Regions from separate parts of the Homo sapiens genome. Here regions 1 and 3 are each linked to region 2. A link is a contact called in ENCODE Hi-C or POLR2A ChIA-PET data. All regions are on one chromosome and are shown on one strand. Each heading gives the region's core, a stretch centred on a gene start or an enhancer-like site at or near the end of the contact. The rest is flanking DNA. Distances are from core to core; before and after follow the strand shown.

The links. A loop is a pair of places that touch in the nucleus more often than their neighbours do. ChIA-PET counts read pairs that join two places held with the same protein, here RNA polymerase II (POLR2A). Pooled maps may share reads with other maps.
Region 1: a pooled map shows a loop between it and region 2 (2.4-fold over the local background). The contact joins the enhancer-like site here to the promoter of PBX1 in region 2. A Hi-C loop is called at or near these places in 4 of 50 pooled maps. POLR2A ChIA-PET finds 5 or more read pairs at or near these places in 5 of 52 experiments (A549, AG04450, PC-9 and 2 more).
Region 3: a loop to region 2 is called in a map of gastrocnemius medialis, with 3 times the contacts of the local background. The contact joins the enhancer-like site here to the promoter of PBX1 in region 2. A Hi-C loop is called at or near these places in 64 of 168 maps with a recorded cell type or tissue (A673, Calu3, IMR-90 and 34 more) and 35 of 50 pooled maps. POLR2A ChIA-PET finds 5 or more read pairs at or near these places in 5 of 52 experiments (A549, A673, BJ and 2 more).

Annotation. Positions count from the first base shown.
Region 1 is chr1:164,746,320-164,751,031 of GRCh38, forward strand. The region is part of intron 2 of PBX1 (PBX homeobox 1); the gene reads left to right. Among named protein-coding and RNA genes, the nearest start is that of PBX1-AS1, 26 kb to the right of the region's middle. RefSeq lists enhancers at 1,610-2,809, 1,942-2,461. Within about 2 kb of position 2,257, at least 10 of the 41 ENCODE cell types and tissues checked have a DNase peak (open chromatin) inside an H3K27ac peak, as active enhancers do; they include PC-9, where a contact is called at or near this core.
Region 2 is chr1:164,556,166-164,560,918 of GRCh38, forward strand. It overlaps PBX1 (PBX homeobox 1), which reads left to right and starts at 3,019. Exons shown (of 9, transcript NM_002585.4): 1 at 3,019-3,848. The coding sequence starts at 3,658. RefSeq lists an enhancer at 2,601-3,100.
Region 3 is chr1:164,790,958-164,795,910 of GRCh38, forward strand. It overlaps PBX1 (PBX homeobox 1), which reads left to right. Exons shown (of 9, transcript NM_002585.4): 3 at 1,537-1,781. Among named protein-coding and RNA genes, the nearest start is that of PBX1-AS1, 19 kb to the left of the region's middle. Within about 2 kb of position 3,599, at least 6 of the 41 ENCODE cell types and tissues checked have a DNase peak (open chromatin) inside an H3K27ac peak, as active enhancers do; they include PC-9, ascending aorta, gastrocnemius medialis and 1 more, where a contact is called at or near this core.

The DNA of each region.
Region 1 (4,712 bases), core at 1,007-3,506, 190 kb after region 2:
ATGTAATTTGAGAAAGCTATGGTAAATAGTTGTCTTTTTTTCCTAAACTATTCTTTTTTCTTCTTCTTCTTCTTCAAGATGGAGTCTTGCTCTGTTGCCCAGGCTGGAGTGTAGTGGCACGATCTCAGCTCACTGCAACCTCCACCTCCCAGGTTCAAGTGATTCTCCTGCCTCAGCCTCTCGAGTAGCTGGGATTACAGGCATGTGCCACCACGCCCGGCTAAGTTTTGTATTCTTAGTAGAGACGGGGTTTTACCACATTGGCCAGGCTGTTCTCGAACCCTTGACCTCATGTGGCCAGGCTGTTCTCGAACTCTTGACCTCGTGATCCACCCGCCTCAGCCTCCCAAAGTGCTGGGATTACAGCCATGAGCCACCACGCCTGGCCCTTTCCTAAACTATTCTTATCTCGATTTTTATCAGCCCTCATTTTGATAAAGCAGTTTTATATTGCTTTTATGTGAATTATCTCCTATGTTTTACAGAGAATTCCAGTGGATTCTCATGGTTCCAGTGAGTGCATGGGGTAGGGCTGATGGGGTTGCTGGCAGAAGAGCTATTACAAGATCCTACTCTTCTGATGTAGGGCCATTTGGGCCTCTTTTGCATATCGGGCTTCTTAGTAATCTTAAGAAAGGAGTTCATGTTTCAGGAAATTCTTTTGAAAAATCACTGCATTTTTTCATTTCATTCTCTCCAGAAATCTTTGAGGAGATATTGTTGTTCCTATTGTGCAGGTGAGGAATTGAGGCTTAAACAGATTGAGTTTCCAGAGAGTACCTAACTCAAAATTTGCTGAGTACCAGCTCTAATTCTGATCTTCTGACTCTACCATTTGTGTTCTTACCACTAAATACTGCTAGTTCCTTTTTCCAAATTTGAAATACCAGTAAATTTGAGAATGATCTTTTTTAAAAAAATAGGCTTAGGCTGTAGAGAGTACTATGTTTGTAACTCTCCTACTTATGTAAATTTAGCATCTGTATATGTATGAATCATGTATATATATATATATACACACACACACATATGTATGTATGTATTTTATATACATACATATTTCAAAGTACAAAAAGGTAGACTGAAGCTATTCACAGAAGATAACTTTGGTCATGCTTATATTCTTGGCCTGTTATGGATGTAACATAACAGTATGTTTCTGTATATTTTGTGTTCTGCTAGATAGACTTTAGGTTAGAACAGCCATTGACTTTGTGTGTCCTTAAGGAAGTAACTGTGTCTCTCTGAATCTTGAATGACCACGGGCACACTGGAAATGAAAGTATTTGCCAGTTTCCACATGAAAAGTGAGTAAAGCAGGATTTTGCTTGCTGTCTCTTCTTAGGCTCAGGGTTAGAGCAACTGTAAAATAATTAATAATCCTCTCATAGAAAAATTTGCTGGACTTTAATGATGCTTAAGTAATCTAGGACTCAACCTGAGATACTATGATACCAAGGTAGTGGCTATCTATGCATTCACAGAGGAATTGTGTCTAGCCCTAGGGTATCCTGGGGCTAGACAGCTTTAGAATTTTGTTTAGATTGGAGGTTGAGAGCTAGAAGATAAAGGTTTACAAATTAGAACAGCAACATTTTTTAATCCACCTCCCAATTATACACAAATCATGAGTATGCATCATAAGTAAATGATGCATGCCAAGCAGTTCATGAAAAGAGGTGTACCCACTATTCTTACTCCAAAATGATCAAGTTTAGCCATTGTGATAAACAGTATGGGCACCATTCGTGTTTTTGCTTTTGAGTTTTTGTTTGTCAAGCCACAGCTAATTATACAAGCAGACTAGCAGGATTTGAGATGCAAAGTGTTAAAACTAATAGTGTATGTCAAATCCTTTATTAAAAAGTACATGATAAAGAAAGATCATGTCACACCATAAATAGTAATTGTACAATACAAAAGGTGTGTGTGTCTCCAGGGTACGTGGAGAGCCAGTTCATTGAGGTTCGACTGACTTTCCTCGCCTCACGTTTCCTGCTGGCTTCTAGAAGCAGTCATGTGGATCAGAGGCCAAGAGATAATTAAGTGGAAATAAGAACTCTATATCCGGCCTCTTTGGAAAGAGGTAGCAAATCCTCCTAATCAATTCTGATTCCTGCCGGCTTTGTTGCCTAAGGTCAGCTTAACAGTCATTAGAAGAGGTCACGGCAGGCTCTGTGATCTCTATCATCTAAGGTTAAATAATACGTCATTAAAAGGGTCAATCAGAAAAGAGCAGATTCTTTCCCTGTGATTCACATATTTTGCAGAAGCTTCTGGCTTGGAATTTCTATCGCAAGTTTCAAATCTCACAGCAGAAATGTTTACACATTGCAGTTTGGCTGAATTCAGAGGAAGCTTTCCTGGATCTCTGATGAGAATGAGAATTGTGGTCATGGGAAGCATATGGCCATGACATTCATCCCTTACTCAAGATAAGCTGAGGAGCAAGGTCAACACATTGCATCAGACCTCAAATGAAGACTGGAACATATCACCCTAACCGCATGGGACTAGGATGGGGTGAGCACTGGGGCAGGAGCAGTGGTGTGTGATGGAGGGGTGGAGGAATCTTTCTCCACTCCAAGATGGGATCAGAAATGTAGGAGGAAGCCAAAAAGAGCAAGCTCACCACTCTTGGCATATTTTTTCCACCTTGACATTGATAGCTAGACCTCACTCCTGGTTGGGAAATTTTCTAAGCTACCAAGAATAGGAAAAAAATCAACCATAACTAAAGCCCTTTGAGATATTCTTCCTTGTCTTCATGAACAGGACAATATTAAAACATTACAGAAAGTCTGGAAAACAAAGGGAAAAAAAAGCTGATAGCCCTGCCCTTCAAATATACAACTCATTGCATTTTTAGTAATGCCCCCTTTCAGTTTTTAATCTATTTGCATATATAATATATTAGCTAGCTAAAATTGGAACATAAACAATATATATCTTGCTTATTCATCTTACAACTTAATACAGAAATTTTCTGTTACTTTATTACTTTTTATAATTATTTTTAACAACTGCTTAATATTTCTCAGATAGAGTTTTAAGTATTATTACCCTACAAATAGGTGAAAGTAATGATGAATAGCATTTAGTATAGCCAGTCCTGGATAGACACAGAAAGAAAATGATACATTTTTGTTTTTCTCCTCCTTCAAATTCTGCCAAATGCCACTCATCAGCAATATAATAGTGAAATAAAGTCCATATTCAGGTATTTGATTTGGAGTTGCTGGAGATTTTTGGTAGATTTAATTCTTCACATGATTAACCCACTGTTATTAGCAAGGCTTGGACCCTTTGACCACAAAAAAACTTTTTAGAAGTACAGTAGCTGGGGGATGATTGGATGGGTGAGTGGATGGATGGATGGGAGGCAGAGCAAAAGGGAGAGAATGAATTTGTCATTGATCAAAGCACTGTGCATGGCTTAGGAGAACCGTGGACCAAGCAGGCCCGTATAGATGATCCACCCTGTCTGATGGTGATTACCAGCATCTGACAGATCAAGAGGATGTGGGAATGAGGGTTTGAATGAATGCAGATATTCATCGCTTGAGCCCAGGAGTTCCAGACCAGCCTGGGCAACATTAGTAAGACTGTGTCTCTACAAAAATAAAGTAAATTAGCTGGGCAAGGTGGCACATGCCTATAGTCCCAGCTACTTGGGAGGCTGAGGCAAAAGGATCACTTGAGCCCATGAGTTCAAGGCTGTAGTGAGCTATGATTATACTGCACATTAGCCCGGGTGACAGAGTGAGATCCTAACTCCAAAAATCGGAAGAAAAAAAAAAAGAGCTTTCAAACTGGGGGCTAGTTGGTGTGTGTGTGTGTGTGTGTGTGTGTGTGTGTGTGTGTACATGCACATGTGCATTCCCTGAATGCTCATTGCTAACTGTGTGTTGGCCTTTCTTACTAAAATGCATGTGTATATGTCTTTGTGTATGTATGAAATATCTGAGAATATAGTATTTAGACCCCATTAGTGAGGGTAAAAATATACAGATAAACTATATCATTTATGATTCTGATACGGCTACTGTCAAAATAACACAGTATTTTGACAGCTGCTTTATCTTTACTCTCACTGACTACAATAAGAAACTAGTTTCTTAGCAACTAAAATAAATTCTCAATCAGAGCTTAAAAAAATTTTTTTTAAGCCCACAATAGAAAAAATAGACCCATAGTTGGTGTCTAGGCAAGCTATTCCTATTGAGTGGGAATGAAATTTATCTGAAACATTCTGATACCCTTTGGCTGGTCCAGCTGCCCTTGGTTAGCACCAGTGGGGGCAGAGACAGTCAGAAGTAGCTTTCAGGAGGCTTGGGAAAAATGTTCATTGTTCTTTTTCTTTGTTTCAGTGGGTTCTTTTTAAAAACCATTTCTTATGTTATATACTAGGCTAGAAAGTACTATAAGAACTAGTACATAAGATCTGGAACAGAAAGCCTGCATTCAGATTTGTCTTCACTGTGACTTGTAGGCAGTGGCTTATATATCAGTTAATTAGCCAAAATGATAGCGGTAGAGGCTGGGGAAGCAAAAGAGAAATTTAGCTACTTCAGGCCTGTTGTGTTATGTCTTTAAAACATTTTGAAACCCCCTAAGGTAACAATTTTTAAATAGGGTCTAGGGATCCCCAACATTTCCAGGGAGACTATGAGGTCAAAAGTATATTGATAATGATTTTAAGATGGTATTTG
Region 2 (4,753 bases), core at 1,769-4,268:
TTGTTGCCCAAAGTGTTGAGTAACCAGATAATTCTTCCCGAAACATGCTCTTCTGTTCCTATCTGTGAAAGAAAGAAACAACTTACCTCAGTGTATCCCTAATGTCCATCAAATAAAACACAAATGTTTCTGTTAAAAGTCTTTCCAGTTGGGCGCGGTGGCTCACTCCTTTAATCCCAGCACTTTGGGAGGCCAAGGCAGGTGGATCACGAGGTCAGGAGTTTGAGACCAGTCTGGCCAATACAGTGAAACCCCACCTCTACTAAAAAAAAAAAAAAAAAAAAAAAAAAAATTGCCAGGCCTGGTGGCGGGTGCCTGTAGTCCCAGCTACTTGGGAGGCTGAGGCAGGAGAATCACTTGAACCCAGAGGGTGGAGGTTGCAGTGAGCTGAGATCGCTCGACTGCACTCCAGCCTGAGTCACAGAGTGAGACTCTGTTTCAAAAAAAAAAGTCTTCCCAATCACACCTAATAACATTTCCATTGTGCCTGAAGAGATAGCCTGTACTTCCGTCAAGTTCATTAACCTAGCCCTCCAGATCCAGTTCATCCTTTAGATCCACCGCGAAGCCTTCTATTCACTCGAACTGGTTACTCCCTTCTCTCATCTCTTATAGGATGTCTAAGGGCTTGTTATCACTTCTATAGCATTTATTATGTATTGAAATATATCTGGGCAACACTCTAGAGTAATGGTTAAAAGCATAGCTATCGGGGTAAGACAGTTGCAATGATTAAATTAACAAAACACCTTGAATATAATACTTAATTATAGTATGGAGTCAATAAATATTACCTATTTTTAGTATCATTGTGTATACACATCTTATTTCCCTACTAAAATGTTCCTAGATGACAATGATCTTCTGGAATTGATGGTACCTTTTCCAGTACTTTGCCTAGAAAGATTTTATTAGGTTTGCAATTAGAATTAATTACTCACAAACTGATTTCTTATAGACTCTAGGTTGACTTCTTTTCATGCTTTAAAATGTGGTAACTTCGTCTCTGTAAGGGATATGCTAACTCTCAATCACTGTGATTGATATGTGATTTGAGTATATAGTTTTGTGCTCAACTTTTGATTAGTGTTAATTTTTAAAAAAACAGTTTAAAAATCAGGATATGTATGTGAATAAAACAATTGTTATTAAGTAATATAACATCATAATTACAATTAATACTCTGTATTGCATGCCCTCATACCAATAAGTGCCAAGTAGCTTGCTAAAAACTGCTTTGAAATGCTTGCATCAGTGCTCCTTATCTTGCCAAACTTGTTTTGCGTAATGATTGGTGAGAAGAATAACATTTTATTTGAGGATCTCGAAGCACCTGGCAAGGCTGCTTTCCATTTTGCAGATTGGTTACACTGCGCTTGCAGATTGGTTACACTGCGCTTTGCATTTCCTTTGCTATACTGCCATCCAGGAAGAGGGCTGGCTACACAATAGAATATTTTATATTACAAAATATTCTGGACATTTCCTAAGTAATTGGCCTGCTATTTTATCTTATATTCATTGTGACTGTGTACACAGTCAGATTTTTCCCTCTCACTTTGCCCAATGAAAAGATTGGAAGCAAATTTGTGTCTGTCTGGAGCTATGATACTGGACCTTAGTTATGACTTTTGTTGGCTTTTTTCTTGATCCCATTGTATTTATTTTTTATTTTTTCCTACCCATTTTCAATTGGAGTTGTCTTGTTGGAATATGTACCCTTTTAAGCACCTCAAGTTTCCTTTCAAACTGGACAGGCAATAGACACATAACTAATTTTTAACACTATTCACACATTTCTGTTAGACTGAAGCAGATTGTGCAGTGGAAATACTAGGCCTTTGGAGGGAGTCACACTTGGGTTTAAATTCCAGCTTTGACACTTAATAACTGTGGACCTTGGACAAATTATTTAACCTTTCTGAGTTCCCTCTCTGTAAAATGGAAATAATAATCCATAACTCACAAAGATGTCTTGGGGATTAAATAAAATAACTCATGCAAATTACTTGGTGCATAGTAGGCATTCAATAAATGTCAGTTCACTTCTCTTCCCAGTTAATAATGCTTATTAGACTATATTAAAAACTAGAACTAGACTGTGATAATGCATTTCTTTATTAGGTATTTAAGCCAAATAACTAATTTCCCCCGGGGGAAGAGAGAGAAATGTTGAATTAGTTTCATTTGGTGAACTTATTTATTAATCTTTCTTTTTCTTGAGCATTTTTCAGTTTCATAGTCCATAATTTAGTTTTCATGCAGCAAAAATGACACAGTTTGGTATTCTTTTCACCTTTACTGTGCTAGAATTGTTTTTTTAAATGTATCTATTATTACATCTGCCACTTATTAGAGATCTTTATTAATTATATTAACAGCTCGATTGTGTTTCATAACTACGTCGTGCTGACAAACTTGTGCTCTCAGCAGTTTCCCTGAGGTCTAAGCATTTAAAAGAATCAAGTTTTAAATGACAATGCCACAGCAAAAGAAAAGCAGGGGTGGGCGGGAAGACGCACACCGTCTGTGTTCTTTCGTGTTAATTTTATATGTTTGCATTTAAGTGGAGCCACATTTTCCTCAAGGACGCAACCTAAGTAAGGCGAGCAGGGAAAGTGGAAACTAAGTGAGCTGGAACTACAGTACCATTGCACCTTTAAGGACTGGAGACTTGCTATTAGCTCGGCCTCCTTCCCGGCCCACCTCTGAACTCTGATTGACAGGGCGCCGGGCGAGGAGGAGCTGAAGGAGGCTGGAGAGGAGGCGCCGTGAGGAAAGTAGGGGAGGAGGGGGCCGGTCCTTTATCTGGTGGCCAATCAGGGAAGCGGGGAGGAGCTCCAGGCGCCCTCCTCCCTCCTCCTCTCCCCAGCCTCCCGGCTTCCCCGCCCCCTCCCCTTCCCTTTGCCCCCTCCCCTCTCCTCCTTCTCGTCCTCCTCCTCCTTCTTCTCCTCCTCCTCCTCCTCCTCTCAGGCTGTGGTTTTTCTGTATATGTTTCTGGAGTCCTGAGCCTGAGCTAAACAAAAGCAGGAGGCTGACGGGGCTGCTGGAGTTTGCAGAGACACGGAGGAGGAGAGAGCCTGTGCTTTGCCTGCCGCCGCGGCTGGGGGAGATCTGGCTTTTGCAACAGCCCACCCCCTTTGAGATCACTCTGGCCCGGAGTGGGGGTGGGGGGCAGCGGGGGGTGGGGGGGGAAAGTTTGCATTGCAATCCCCCTGCCTTCCTCTCCTTTCTCCCGATCAATGCATATTTGCAAAAGGATTAAGCCACAGATTTAAGCGCCGGGAGCCCATTTCTGCCTTGCAAAGGAGACCGGACTGAAAAACCTAAAGCCAGCTCTGATTTCTTTTCGCCAAGTGGGAAGGTGGTTTATTTTTCTTGCTTTTTGGAGTCAACACCCTTCCCCACCAGCCCTTATCCCCACCCTCACCCCGCAACCCCTTCACGCCCCCTCCCCCTCCCCCTCCTCATCCTCCCACCATCCTCTAAAGAGGCAAAGGGATTTTTTTTTTCTTTTGGTCTTCTTTTTTCCCCCTTCCCTGTTTATCCTGAAAAGGATTTGAAGACAAGCTTGAAGGATAAAAAGCCTTGGTGCTTCCCAGGAGCCGAGCCGAGGAGCAGAAGAGGAAGAGCCGGGGGCTGCCGTAGCCTTTGGAGATGGACGAGCAGCCCAGGCTGATGCATTCCCATGCTGGGGTCGGGATGGCCGGACACCCCGGCCTGTCCCAGCACTTGCAGGATGGGGCCGGAGGGACCGAGGGGGAGGGCGGGAGGAAGCAGGACATTGGAGACATTTTACAGCAAATTATGACCATCACAGACCAGAGTTTGGATGAGGCGCAGGCCAGGTGAGATGGAGGCTTTTCTTTTCCTTTCTTGGGGTTTTTTGTTTTTCTTCCTCTTGCAGGGGGAAACAATGGGAACCGAATCACCACAGCGCTTTTTTTGAAAAATGTTATTTCTTTTCTCATTTTGACAAGCAACTACATGGCGGAGGAGTAAAATTTGAAGGAGCGTTGTTATCGAAAGTGTAATCGCCCATGCCGAGATGTGGCTGTGTACATATTTGTGTGTGTGTGTGTGAATATAGGGGTATTCATTTATATCCACACAAACACACAGGCATGCCGAAAATACTGCCAACTGATCCAAAAGCGGCCCTCGGCACTTTTTACTGCTTTAAAAAAGTATCAGAGAAAGCAGAATTGTCAAGTTTTGAACAGCATTCCATGCCTTCTTGTTGAGGGGACTCTGTAACATTACGAAATAAAATGTCCCAAGAACACTTTATTTGCAAATTTAGTTGACTCCTTACCTAATTCAGCGAGTTTGATTTTCTTTCTTGACTCTCCCGTCCAAAATTAATTTTTATCTTTTCTCCTTTCTTCCCCCCCTACCCAAAATACAAAACAACAAAAAAGCAGGGTATTTCTTTGTCAGTACTTGTCAGCTATCCAGAAAATATTTTGCATTCACTTAATTTTGTTTTTTTAAAAAGTTGATGAAAAGGTGATTTTGTTTTTAGGCATATTTGTTAGTTTTAAGAGACTCAGATTTTTAGTTTAACTTTATTGTCTCCTAATTTCAGCCGGTTTACTAACCTTCCGTGACACAGACAGCTATGTAGGGTCCTTTAAAAAGGGGTGGGGGGACAAAAATCAAGCATGCTCTTTTCCCCCATGCTTCTTTCAGGACCACTTAGAAATGAAAGCATTTATGAATTTTATATATTTCAGTACTATAGGACATGAAG
Region 3 (4,953 bases), core at 2,349-4,848, 240 kb after region 2:
CATGAAAACAGCTCTTGACTGTGCTCTGGTGTGTGGATATCCACCAGGGACTTAGACCCTGCCACCTCCATCCCCAAAATGTCAACCAACACCGGACCCCTCTCCTCTGCCTTTAATCACTTCCCTCTTTCCCACCCTACCCACACATTCTTTTCAATTTCTTAAAAATTGAAAACACTTTTTATGTTCCCTCTTAACAAAGACTTGGCTGCTGACAACTGAACTGGATTTAGATGAGTGATTTATTTTATGGGAGGTTGTCTGAAGGGGTAGTAAAAAAGACTGTCTCGCTCTTCTGCTGATTTACTAAATCACTGGATCTCCTTCAGTCCAAATCACCACCAAGGGTCCTGGTGTTTTCATAAAGATCAGCCATCTCATTGATCTGAGACGCCATCCTACCAGAGCACTGGCTTCCCTGAAACCCTGGAGACAGCTTGTTAAAAGGACCTCACCCTTGTTTCCAACAGGACAGAGTCCTTATCACTCGGAACACATAGATCTCAATGTTTGGAGCTAAACGACCCTGCTCAAGGGCCAATTTGTCTTCTTGCTATGTTAGACCTCACTCTCTGCTAGTCCACAGGAAAGGTCTGAAGATTTCGTTCCACATGTACTGGATTTGTGTACTTCAGGTGATTTTGGAAATGAAAAATTTAGACTGATCAAGCATTGCAAAGAAAGGCAATGAGTGCACAACCACAGACTTATGGAAATTTAAAAGGAGAAATAAAGAGGGAAATGCTTTTCCTTAAATTGAAATTAGGTAGTATGGGGATGAAAGTAAAAAATATATTTTGTTATGATTACATTTTTCTAGTTGAAATTTTTTATTGTGGTAAAATATATATAAGATAGAATTTACCTTTTTGGGGGGTGGGGGTGTGGAGTCTTGCTCTGTTGCCCAGGCTGGAGTGCAATGAGTGGCGTGATCTCAGCTCACTGCAGCCTCCGCCTCCTGGGTTCAAGGGATTCCCCTGCCTCAGCCTCCCGAGTAGCTGGGACTACAGGCACGCACCACCACGCCTGGCTAATTTTTTGTATTTTAGTAGAGACGGGGTTTCACCATGTTTGCCAGGATGGTCTCGATCTCCTGACCTCGTGATCAACCCCCCACTCAGCCTCCCAAAGTGCCGAATTTACCATTTTAAACTATTTTTAAGTGTACAGTTGAGTATTATTTTGCAGCCATCTCAAAAACTCAGCTTCCCAAAGTGAAATTCTGCGCTCATTAAACAATAGCTCCCCACTCCTCCCCACAACTCATGGTACCCATTATTCTACTTTCTGCCTCTTATAAATTTGATTATTCGAGATTCCACATACAAGTGGAGTGTAATTTTGGAACAAAGCAAGTCCCTCCTTCATTTTCTCACCCTCTCAGTTTCTCTCTTTTTCCAGCCTTTCTTCTATTCCTCAAATGGCATCTTGCAAGTAACTTGGCAGCTTATGTAGCCAAAGAACACAAATGTGTTGTGTTTTTTATTTTCTTTCTTGGGTTACTATTAACGCTCCCTTCCCTGTCTTTTTCTGTAGTTTTGAGTATCCGAGGAGCCCAGGAGGAGGAACCCACAGACCCCCAGCTGATGCGGCTGGACAACATGCTGTTAGCGGAAGGCGTGGCGGGGCCTGAGAAGGGCGGAGGGTCGGCGGCAGCGGCGGCAGCGGCGGCGGCTTCTGGAGGGGCAGGTTCAGACAACTCAGTGGAGCATTCAGATTACAGAGCCAAACTCTCACAGATCAGACAAATCTACCATACGGAGCTGGAGAAATACGAGCAGGTAACCAGAACCACCTGGGGCTCGGCACCCAGGCCCTTTAGGAAAGGGTGGAGGAAGCACAACCCCGGGGCTTGCAGAGAGGAGCGGCTCACCTTTCCCAGGTGCTGGCATCCCTGTGCCCGGCATCCCCTGCCCAGCCACAGAGCCCTGGCCAAACTTGAGTCTGCCAAGTCCTGGTCTCAACTGTTAAAAACCTAGGCATTCAATGGAGGTAAAGGCATTAAAAAATGTGTGACGCTGTAAATGATTTCAAGGAAACATAAATCGTGCATAGAAGGAACACTCCATACCTGGACTCCAGAACGTGTGTCTGTGATGTGCAGGCCTGGCTCTCATCCGGGCGCTATAGGTGATCAGCAGAGTCACCAGCTAACCTGCAAGAAGGTGGGAGGTTTTCTCTGGCCCTTGTTTTTCCTTATTTATCAGGAGGCCTATACTTTTTCTGGGTGCTCATAGTATCCTATGGGAAAGGACTTAAAACTTGGCCCTAGAGTCCCTCACTTTACCCAGACTCAGTTCAATTGAGAGTCAAACGTATTCCCTCTTTTACATAATATATGGTATGGAATATGACACAAATCATCCTCTGTAAAAAGGGTAGGAGGTTCAGGAGACCCCTGGAGCCAGACAAACTGGGATTCTAATCCGGGCACTCCACAGATGGTTTGTGGGACTCAGTGTTCTGCATACTCAATTCTGAAAGCTGATGTATGGCACAGATCTGTGGATTTGGAGTCACGGATGTGAAGGACCATAAAACTTATATAAAGGAAAGGGCAAGAAAGGCTGTTAACTACAAAGCAGTACATGTAGGGTCTCCCGATTATAACAGAGCCCCTCTCTAATAGAGAACCCCCATCCCATCCTCCCCACAACACATACACACATCATATAGCAATGCTAGTTCCTCTGGTTAGTGTAAGCATGCTACTTTATCAGGAGTCCTTTAACAGCAGCCTTTCATTTAGATAGCAGATAAGTTTGTTGTTATCTCTTGGGATGCAACATTATATTGAAGTTCTCCATTACCCTACTCTCATTGAATCATTAGCTTTTCTTTTCTTTTCTTTTTTTTCGTTTCTTCTTTTCTTTCCTTTGCTTTCCTTACCTTTCTTTTCTTTTTTTTTTCCTTTCTTTTTTTTTTTTTTTTTTTTGAGATGGGGTCTCACTCTGTCACCCAGGCTAGAGTGCACCGGCACGATCTCTGTTCACTGCAACCTCTGTGTCCCAGGTTCAAGCAATTCTCCTGCCTCAGCCTCCTGAGTAGCTGGGATTACAGGCAGGTGCCAGCATACCCAGCTAATCTTTGTAGTTTTAGTAGAGACAGGGTTTCACTATGTTGGCCAGGCTGGTCTTGAACTCCTGACCTCAGGTGATCCACCTGCTTCGGCCTTCTAAAGTGCTGGGATTATAGGCGTGAGCCACCACACCTGGCCCCTTTCTTTTTAAAAGCCAAAAAAGAAGACAGAGAAAAAGTGGAAGGTAGAAGACCTTGTGCAGTCCACTTGTAACTATCTAGGTAGAAGGCAAATGCAAACTTAATAGAAAATTTAAATTTTAAAATAGAAATAGGCATTTTAAAAATTTAAAGTGAATAAATTTTCATTACTGCACTCCTATCTACCTTTGGAATGGATTTCTACAAAATCCTCTCTTTTATGAGGGCAGAAAAATTGCTGTGAAGCCAAGAATAGTGAAATTTGACCATCAGACAAGGTGTAGGGAGGGTGAAGGGGAGGAAAATAAAAGCAAGCTGTGGTAAGAAGCTGTGAGTCATCCTCCTTTGCCTTCTTGGGAAAGAACAAATGTTCTCGCCACAGTGTTGGCTCATATAGACATTTCCCCAGATCCCAGGCAATGCTGAGCTCAGAGAGCTGGCTGAACTGTGACAGTTTCCCCAACCATGACCATCATTTAGAATTTGCAGTCTGCTCTAACCTAAAAGGGTAATTATGGAAGGCAAATGGGGACAGACCTCTCGCTGACCTCTTGGATTCTTATTACCCAATGTTCTTCCTAATTCACCTTCACCAATAACCCTGTCCTCTGGCATAGCAAGCTGTCCTCCAGATTTGTCCTCCAGGTTAACTCGTGCCAAAGAACAGGACACAAGACAAGCCCAGAGTGCGACTTCCTTCACTAAACCATAATTGCAATGGATGTTAGGTTGGGAGGTGTTGGAAACTGTCTTTAATCTGAGCTCAGGTTGCCAGTAATATGGAACTGCTTCCTTGATTTAAACCTTCTTATCACTCTTCCATCCTCATCCAAAATGAGTAAAAATTATGACAGCCATAGTACATTTTAATAGCATGTCACCAATTACAAAACACTGCGGCTGACATAACGGCACTTGCTCCTCAAGGCAATTTTGAGATTGGGTACCCAGGACAGGTATTGTCATCCTCTCCATTTTGATGCAGGTGAGGAAATGGAGATGAAAGAGGTTAAGATGTGGTGGAGGTCACACATTTAATGAGGGAGAGAATTTGCCCTAGAATCCAGGATTTTACCCTTACCCCAAGGGCTCTTATTAGAATAATACCTGACTCCACTTTGTAAGAAGAGAATGTGGATGTCTTTCGACAATGGGGTAAGCAGGTTGTCCTCTCTGTTACTTCCTTGGGCTAGATTACTGGCACCTAAGAGAGGGTTGTGATAAAAATATTCTCTTCAGAAACTTCTTGTGGCTACCTACCTATTCTAAATAATAAAGATATTGGAAATTGAGAACTAAAAAGCTCCATCAGTACAGAAGCAAATTATGTTCAGTGTAGAAGTTGTACTACTCATCTGTATTTATTATTTTTAAAAGTACTAAAATATCATCTATTTGTTTATATGGGCATTTTCTAGTTAAGAAGTGAATACTGCTTAATACATTTTGGATGCTTAATAATTTATTAATATTAGTTGTGTTAATTATAGTAAATAGCAGATTGTAGGGAAATTATGCTATTAACCTTCTAGCTAGTGTGTCTGAGAGATATCTTCTTCATTTTTCCTGTAACAGTTCCTTATGGGGATTTTTTAAAAATAGAAAACCTTGGTCAAGTGAAAATGTCAGTATTTTAGTAGTACCTACCTGGAATTACCAAATTGGTTACTTAATAATTAATTTTGTTGTTTTATTTTTGGCATGGTGATGGCAGATAACTATACAATAATTAGC